Regions from separate parts of the Homo sapiens genome. Here region 2 is linked to region 1. A link is an interaction called in ENCODE POLR2A ChIA-PET data of the cell type or tissue named here. Cell type or tissue: GM12878. All regions are shown on one strand. Each heading gives the region's core, and the rest is flanking DNA. Links, peaks and the distances in the headings are about the cores only.

The links. ChIA-PET counts read pairs that join two places held together with the same protein. Peaks named below come from ENCODE experiments on the same cell type or tissue, not always from the same donor. Only the 100,000 strongest peaks of a DNase experiment are listed, where the experiment ranks them.
Region 2: POLR2A ChIA-PET joins it to region 1 with 5 read pairs; 5 of 35 experiments call an interaction of 5 or more read pairs at or near these places.

What each region holds. Positions count from the first base shown.
Region 1 is chr15:95,444,773-95,449,176 of GRCh38, reverse strand. All of the region lies in intron 1 of LINC00924 (long intergenic non-protein coding RNA 924), which reads right to left. Among named protein-coding and RNA genes, the nearest start is that of LINC00924, 14 kb to the right of the region's middle. In GM12878, for the core only: no CTCF peak of the experiment used is centred there; a DNase peak (open chromatin) is centred at 2,106.
Region 2 is chr15:95,331,025-95,335,428 of GRCh38, reverse strand. No RefSeq gene overlaps it. Among named protein-coding and RNA genes, the nearest start is that of LETR1, 6.1 kb to the right of the region's middle. In GM12878, for the core only: no CTCF peak of the experiment used is centred there; no DNase peak of the experiment used is centred there.

The DNA of each region.
Region 1 (4,404 bases), core at 310-4,309:
TCACTAAATTTATGAAGCTATGTATGAGCGCTAAGTGAGTTCTACAGAAAGCATTCTTAAAAATTGAAGACTTCATAATTTGGCAGAGAGAGTAATGGGAGACTTTGTAGAGGAACTAAAATGTGAGTCAGACCTTAAGGATGAGTAAATTTGGATGGGTACACAGAAGGAGAGGCAAGAGAACCTAATGACCTGTGTTGATGACTACTATTACATTGTATCTGAGGGCCTCTGTGGCTTCTGCCAATGCTGTCCCATTCTGTTCTCATTAGATGAGGAAGCTGAAACTCAAAGAATATACAGTTTTCCAAAGATTGCACAGCTAAGAAATATGGAAAGATGGACTCAAGCTCAGATTTGCCTGATTCTGAAGCTTACATTCTTTTCGGTGCACTGAACTGTATCAGAATGTTTTTTAGAATGCAGACTGACATGAGCAAGAGTGAGGCAGTGTGAATAAACATAAGCTTCAGGATAACAGAGCTTCCTTCCTGGAAACAATGGTTGGGATGAAGCAGCAAAAAAAAATTTTTTTTCTAGGAAGAATTTCAAGATGAGATTCCACCTGCTTAACAAGCATTTGTCAAACCTGAAATTATTTTCTGATTGCAAAAGTATTCCATGTTAATTGTAGAAAATTAGAAAACTATAGAATCACCAGCTAAAATCAACCAGAACTAGCCATTGTTAATGTTCTAGTGTATCATCTTCCAATCTTTTCATAATTTTTCTCCAAATATATACACATTTATGTATATATTAGCTTTATAAAATTAAAATTTTGCTTTCTTTGTATTTTGATGTCTGAATTAGTAATATATCACAACCATACTCCATTTCTTCTATATTCTTTGGAAACATTTTAAATAAATATAGAATATTGCATCCTATAAGTTACCATAGTTTATTAAACTTCTATTATTGAATGTTGACGTTATTTCTAGTTTTTCTTAATTATAAATAATGTCTATTTTATCTTATAAATCATTTATCTCTGATTTTTCCTGAAAAAACAATTTTTTAAACAAAATTTCAGCTTGGCTTATTTCCCATTATATAGGAAATTTAAATCAAAATTTAAATTGTATGTTATCCTACGAACTGAAGCTCAGGTCAGACTCCTGAGGGGATAAACCAACATCCTAGCAGAGGTTTGACTCAATTATCGTCATGACTTTAGGAAGTTAAACTCTTCCATATCAGAGAGAGGAGTGGAGGCAGAGAGGTTGAAGGAGAGATTGAGGAAGAGGGGACAGAATAAGAAAGAGAGAAACACTGGTTTTCTTCCCTCAGGAATCGATTACCCGTTCTCCAGGTAGGCAAATTTTATTTTATTTTATTTTATTAAAAAGATCAGACTCCATGGTGGTCCTGAGGGGAGGTAGAAAAGACTCTTTAGACTGTGTCCAAGTGGCTGTTTTCTTTTTTACAGCCTAGTAACATCATAATGATGGATTTCTCCATTTGGGAGCATCACGCAGTGAAGGAAACCACCTGGGCTTAAATCCCAGTTACTCAGTTTCACAGCTCTGTGGCTTTAGACAAGGCCTTTAATTTCTCTCAATCTCAGCATCCACAGGGTAAAAGGAGATAGGAATGCCAACTAAAAATCTTTGGATCCTGACAATTAAATCAGATTACACAGCATCAGCCAATCGCAAACAACTAGCTCTTTCCCCCTCCCTTTCTTCCACGCTTCTGCTCACTGAGAGCAATAATTTTTTTTCTTTTCTTTAGATTTCTTCATTGTAAAAAGCAGAGTTCATTCACTCCAAAAAATTTTAAATCTCTTGGCACTGAGAATTCAAAGCATTGTCCACGCCCTTACAGAAATCACAGTCCAGTGAAAACTACAGAAAAGCTAACATGAATTACAAGATCAAGAGAGAGAGACGTTGGTACAAAGTCATGTGTTCCCAAATAAAGGAGGGCCGAATTTATTGGAGAAAGGGGATCAGGGAAGTAACCCTTGATGAGGTCTTACAAGATGAGCACTTGCTCACCAAGCAGGGGAAGGAAAGTGAGCATTCTTGGCATGGGGTAACTCTTACCCTGTGGTAATGAGGAGAGGGTTAGTGGTCAGCAGAAGGGCCTTTAACAGAAGCTAGAAGTTGTCAAGAAATGCCACTTCCTCTGCAGAACCCTTTCTGGTTCCTTATACAGGAAACCCTCTACCGCCTTAGCACTTTAATTGTACCACATCTGTGGATGTCTTTGACATTTACTACTTCCTGCTTTGCATTGGAGATATTTTTGTACATATTTTACTTTCATTATACCACTAGAGAAACAAGAGACTGTTTTATCCTTTAATCCTGGTATTACCTGTAGTACCTTCAACTTTATATATATATATATATATATATATATATATATTTATTTATTTATTTATAATACGATTTATTCATTTTAAAGGTTCCCAAAGTGTCCCCATTTAGGGGGTCACATTAGACACTTTGTCCCTCAGCCTTTGGGTTTAACACCCTTCAATCAGTGGACTGTAGTTGATTTCAAGTCAAATCTGCCAAGAAGACTGTTAATATTCACCTCATGATCTTGGTTATTATGGGTAGTAATATAAGCGATACTATATTACAATAATATCATTTACAACGGCTTACATTTATTGAACATTTACCATGGCCAGGCACTTTGTAAACACTTTGTCAATACTAACTGAATTAACACTCAAAGTAATTCAATGACATGGTTACTATTAGCATTCTCATTTAATAGATGATAAATTGGAGGAGAGAGAAGTTAAATATTTGTTACTTGCCCGCAGATCACACCTGGTAAGTGAGGGACCCTGAATTCAGACCAAAAACGATGTTGCTGTGGAATCTAGGCATGTATTCTTTATTCCATTTCATTAATCCTTGAAACGACCCAATCAGGAAGACATTATTGCTCCCATTTTATAAACAAAGTGCAGAGAGTTTAAGTGACTTGCCCAAGTCCACACATTGAAAATTGGAAGAACTAGGCCGGGTGCGGTGGCTCACGCCTGTAATTCCAGCACTTTGGGAAGCCGAGGCAGGTAGATCACCTGAGGTCAGGAGTTCAAGACCAGCCTGGCCAACATGGCAAAACCCCATCTCTACTAAAAAAATACCAAAAATTAGCCAGGCATAGTGGTGGGTGCCTGTAATCCCAGCTACTCAGGAGGCTGAGACAGGAGAATCACTTGAACCTGGGAGGCGGAGGTTGCAGTAAGCCGAGATCACGCCATTACACTGCAGCCTGGGCAACAAGAGAGAAACTCCATCTCAAAAATAATAATAATAATAAAATAAGAAAAGAAAAGAAAATTGGTAGAACTAGGATTTAGAGCTCAATCTGTCCAACTCTAAAGCCCAAGTATAGGACTCTAGGCTCCCTATTCCTGTTTAAGTTTTAAAAACCTGCTGGTTATAAGTGTATGGTATCTTCTATGTACCTATGGGCATTATCAGGCGATAGTTTTCTAGGATGAGGGAGAAGTAAATAAGGTGGTATCCAAACACTAGTATTTTATTCATTGAGACCAACTGAAGCAGGATTTGATGACTGTATGAGTGAATTAATTTCAGGTTATTTGAGATATTAGGAACATTTCTTACTGATCCACTGCTCTGCCGTGAAAACCATAGCAATTTACCATATTTAGTTATGGTCCATTCTTGAGGCTATGGTTTAGGGACAGAAGGGGTCAAGAATACAGGTAAAATAATGAGAAGGAAATGTTCTAAAGGACTACAGATCTAGCGTGCCGTAGGTAAGAGCAGGATCTTCTTTTGGAATACTGAATTGATATAAGTCAAAGACTAGGAAAACCAAATATGCCTTCATGTTCAGAATCAAGGTTGGTGTGGGTGCCAGAGACCACAGGCCAAGGCAATTAGACCCCTCCTTGGGTTTGGTAGGAAGTGGAGATGTAAGTAGCTCCTGGTTATGACCTCAGGGTTTGTGTTCAATAGGAAATATGTGATAAATGAGTGTCAACAAATTGACACCAGTGAATTCATTGCTTAGAGACACCTAAGTGGACAGCTTCTTGTTTGGTTATGATGGTGATCATGTTTATACTCCACCAAATATCTTGGAGTTTTGAAAATGGCCTGGTGAATTTGCTGACCACAGCAAACTTCTGCTAATTACCCTGAAGTATCTATCTCATGTTTATCTTTCCTTCAATTAAATCATCATACATCACTTAACGTCAGGGATATATTCTGAGAAGCATATCGTTGGCTATTTTGTCGATGTGTGAACATCATAGAACGTCCTTACACAAATGTAGATGGCATAGCTGACTACACACCTAGGCTGTATGGTATGGCCTTTTCTCCTAGGCTATAAACATGTACAGCACCGTATGCAATTGTAACACAATGGTAAGTATTTGTGTATCTAAACATATCT
Region 2 (4,404 bases), core at 220-4,219, 110 kb after region 1:
AGAAATGAACAAACAAAAAAACCTAAAGCTGGAAAACAGAAGCATGCTTGGTAACTGATTTGGTGAATCTGAGAACACTGAGTCCTAAGCTGACCATGGGGAAAACCTAACACCTAAGGGAACTTATGGTTCCAGGTACCTCTGTAAGGGCAGGCTAAAGGGAAGAGTTGCAATAAAGCAGTGAGGTTGCGAAGGATATGAACAGACACTTCTCAAAAGAATACATTTATGCAGCAAAAAAACACATGAAAAAATGCTCATCATCACTGGCCATCAGAGAAATGCAAATCAAAATCACAATGAGATATCATCTCACACCAGTTAGAACGGCGATCATTAAAAAGTCAAGAAACAACAGGTGCTGGAGAGGATGTGGAGAAATAGGAACACTTTTACACTGTTGGTGGGACTGTAAACTCGTTCAACCATTGTGGAAGACAGTGCGGTGATTCCTCAGGGATCTAGAACTAGAAATACCATTCGACCCAGCCATCCCATTACTAGGTATATACCCAAAGGATTATAAATCATGCTGCTATAAAGACACATGCACACGTATGTTTATTGGGGCACTATTCACAATAGCAAAGACTTGGAACCAACCCAAATGTCCAACAATGATAGAATGGATTAAGAAAATGTGGCACATATACACCATGGAATGCTATGCAGCCATAAAAAATGATGAGTTCATGTCCTTTGTAGGGACATGGATGAAGCTGAAAACCATCATTCTCAGCAAACTATCACAAGGACAAAAAAACAAACACTGCATGTTCTCACTCATAGGTGGGAATTGAACAATGAGAACACATGGACACAGGAAGGGGAACATCACACACCGGGCACTGTTGTGGGGTGGGGGGAGGGGGGAGGGATAGCATTAGGAGATATACCTAATGCTAAATGACGAGTTAATGGGTGCCGCACACTAACATGGCACATGTATACATATGTAACAAACCTGCATGTTGTGCACATGTATCCTAAAACTTAAAGTATAATAATAAAAATAAAATAAAATAAAAAAAGAAGTGAGGTTGGGCCGGGTGTGTTTGTTCAGGCCTGTAATCCCAGCACTTTGGGAGGCCGAGGTGGATGGATCATGAGGTCAAGAGATTGAGACCATTCTGGCCAACATGGTGAAACCCCAGCTCTACTAAAAATACAAAAATTAGCTGGGCGTGGGGGTGTGCGCCTGTAGTCCCAGCTACTCGGGAGACTGAGGCAGGAGAATCGCTTGAACCCGGGAGGCAGAAGTCGCAGTGAACCGAGATCGTGCCACGGTACTCCAGCCTGGTGACAGAGCGAGACTCTGTCTCAAAAAAAAAAAAAAAATAAAGTGAGGTTCATTGAAAGTTGTTTTAGAGCTCCATATCTCCTTTGTTCTTTGATGTTGCAGGGCAAATGCCCTTCACCCACCACAATAGAACACTGAAAAATTATTCTCTGAAGAGGATAAAACAGATGGCATCTATTTCATCTGAGCTGTAGCAAACTGAAGACAGTATTACATGACCATCAGTAGGGTAGATACTGAAACACACAAATGTGTTCTTCCACTGGAAAGCAAAGCACTGTGGTCTGTGCCTTTACCTTCAGAACCTTCTCTGGGAAATCAATAGAAAAGAATAAACTGGGCTTCGTCAGTAAAATGGCTTGGCTAGAAATGGTCCAACTGTAACATATATGCTCCACCCATATAACCAGAGCTCCCAATCACATTTCAAATCCTCCTATTGTAGATATGAGCAGATGACCAAGGACCGCCTGATATGTCAGGAAAGTTTTTTACATGAAAACTGGAGACTAAGACAAACAAAAATTAAAAAAAAAAAAACTACTTAAAAAAGAATGTGCAAACGAAATGTCAAATAACAACCCTTAACATCTTCAGGGAGGTAAGTGGAAGACAGGGCAACCTGAAACTGTACAAGTACTACAAAAATGGGAACAAAAATTAAAAAATAAGAAATCATAGAAATTTGTAAGACTTATATGAGAAGCACAAAACTCTGTAGAAGTTCAGAAAACACAAGGTAGGATACCATATTCAAGGGGCCTCCTAAGTGCCTAGCACAATGGACAAACACTGACACCAGTGTCCACCTTAGTGAAAAAGTTTATCCTAAACTTTCAGATAGGAGGAAATCACATGAAAAGGATCAGAATTAGAATAAATTCATACTTCTCAGCGGCAACACGTAGAAATGGAGAAATGCTTGTAAAACGCAGAAGAAAAAGAAATTCTAGTCCAAGCCAGGGTACCAAGTAAACTGTGTGTGTAAAACAAAACATTTTTAGACCGCACCATCTCCCCACCTTTTCATAGCAGCCGCTGGAGGACAGGCTCCACATAGGAGAGGCTAAAGCAAGAAAGAGACATGAAGGCTGGAGAAAATAGGAGCCCCAGCATAGAAGGCAGCTGCAGGAGCTCATGGCAGGAGAGATGTGAAGAGAGAGCCCAGGATGACAGCTGTGCCCAGACACCAAGGACACCTAGTCTAGAAGAAGGTAGACGGAAAGCTCTGGAAGGATTTTTCCTAGAAAATCTTCATGAAGTAACTGATGTATGAAAATATCTTGGGAGGGAATTGAGAGATTGACCGAGAGTGTAACGATGGCTTAGGGGCAACTACCTAAAGATAGTAAAAGGTAGGGGGAAGGGACTAAAAACAAATCAACTGTTAACACCACAACTGAAATTTAGCAAAATAAGTCAATAAATAACTGTTTACTCCCTAGCACAGCCCTCAGGAAGATTTATTAGTGATAATACACACTGAATACTAATTTAACAAAAATTGCAATATAACTGTCTTCAGAAAATAAGAACGTGGGTATAAATGGGGCTGTGAATAGTATAGAGAGACAAGTCTTCATCTTTAGTAGAAAGTCAAGAGATGATTTCTAAAACTAAAATAATGCTAAGAAGAAGAATGGGAGGAAGACCAGCAGGTTCCATATCGATAGGGAAGTGAATTCTGAAAGAATACAATAGAAATGTTGGAAGTAGTTGCCTTTGGGAAAAAGAAAATGGGGCTGGGGACGGTGGCTTCCCAGCACTTTGGAAAGCTGAGGCAGGCAGATCACTTGAAATTAGGAGTTCGAGACCAGCCTGGCCAACATTGGGAAACCCCATCTCTATTAAAAATACAAAAAATTAGCTGGGCATGGTGGTGTGCGCCTGTAATCCCAGCTAGTCAGGAGGCTGACGTGGGAGAATCGCTTGAACCCAGGAGGCGGAGGTGGCAGTGAGCCAAGATTGCACCATTGCACTCTGGCCTGGATGACAGAGCAAGACTCTGTCAAAAAAAAAAAAAAAAGGAAAAGGGAAATGGGTGAGTGAAAGAATATGTTTTGCTATATTTTGGAGCTAAATGTTAGAAACTATAATTGATATAATTATGCCACATATAATCCGCAACATATGTAAAGGTACTTTATTTAGGAGACCGAGATAGAAAATCCAGTTTAATCTGCAGTCATCAAAGTTCAAACTGTTCACGATTTGTAATAAGCAATGCTCTTATTCTATCACAAACAAAACACATGTTCTCTACTAAATAATATATAACTTCCCTTCTCAATTGTAGAAAATAGACATCTAACACCATACACAGTTTTATTCTTTTTTTTTCCTATTTTAAAAATTATTTTATTTATTTATTTTTTCTTTTATTATTATACTTTAAGTTTTAGGGTACATGTGCACATTGTGCAGGTTAGTTACATATGTATACATGTGCCACGCTGGTGCGCTGCACCCACTAACTCGTCATCTAGCATTAGGTATATCTCCCAACGCTATCCCTCCCCCCTCCCCCCACCCCACAACAGTCCCCAGAGTGTGATGTTCCCCTTTTATGTGCATTTCAGCAATTATTTAGCCATGACAACGGGAGAGAATGTAGGAGCCAGGTTCTCCAAACTTTGTTTTACTAGCACAATGGGGTCATAAGTTTATGAATGAAGTTTATAAAAATAAACATTTTGTGGTTTTGGATATAAGAAACCATAACACAAGAATTACTTTAATTAAAATCACTTAATATTGTACAACCCAGCATTGTGTTATATTTCAACAAAATGGTGTACAACGATAAACATTCACTTGCATCCATTAATGCATTTAATTCAATAAGTAGATTTTGGGAACTCATCAGATGCTCAGCTTGTGAGCATTCAGAGATGAGCGACGTCATCAAGGTGTCTGTCAAGTCTGCTTATCTAGTAAGTATGAGATCCTAGAATTCTTAGAATTTAAAAAAATGTTTCATCTACATTTTTATTTCATTGGCCAAAAAGTGTCTTCAAATTAAGGTCACTAGACCAATCTCATTGATCAAAGGTGAAACACCTCCTTTAATTTGGGTGCAGTTGATTAAAGAGAGAATAGGAAGA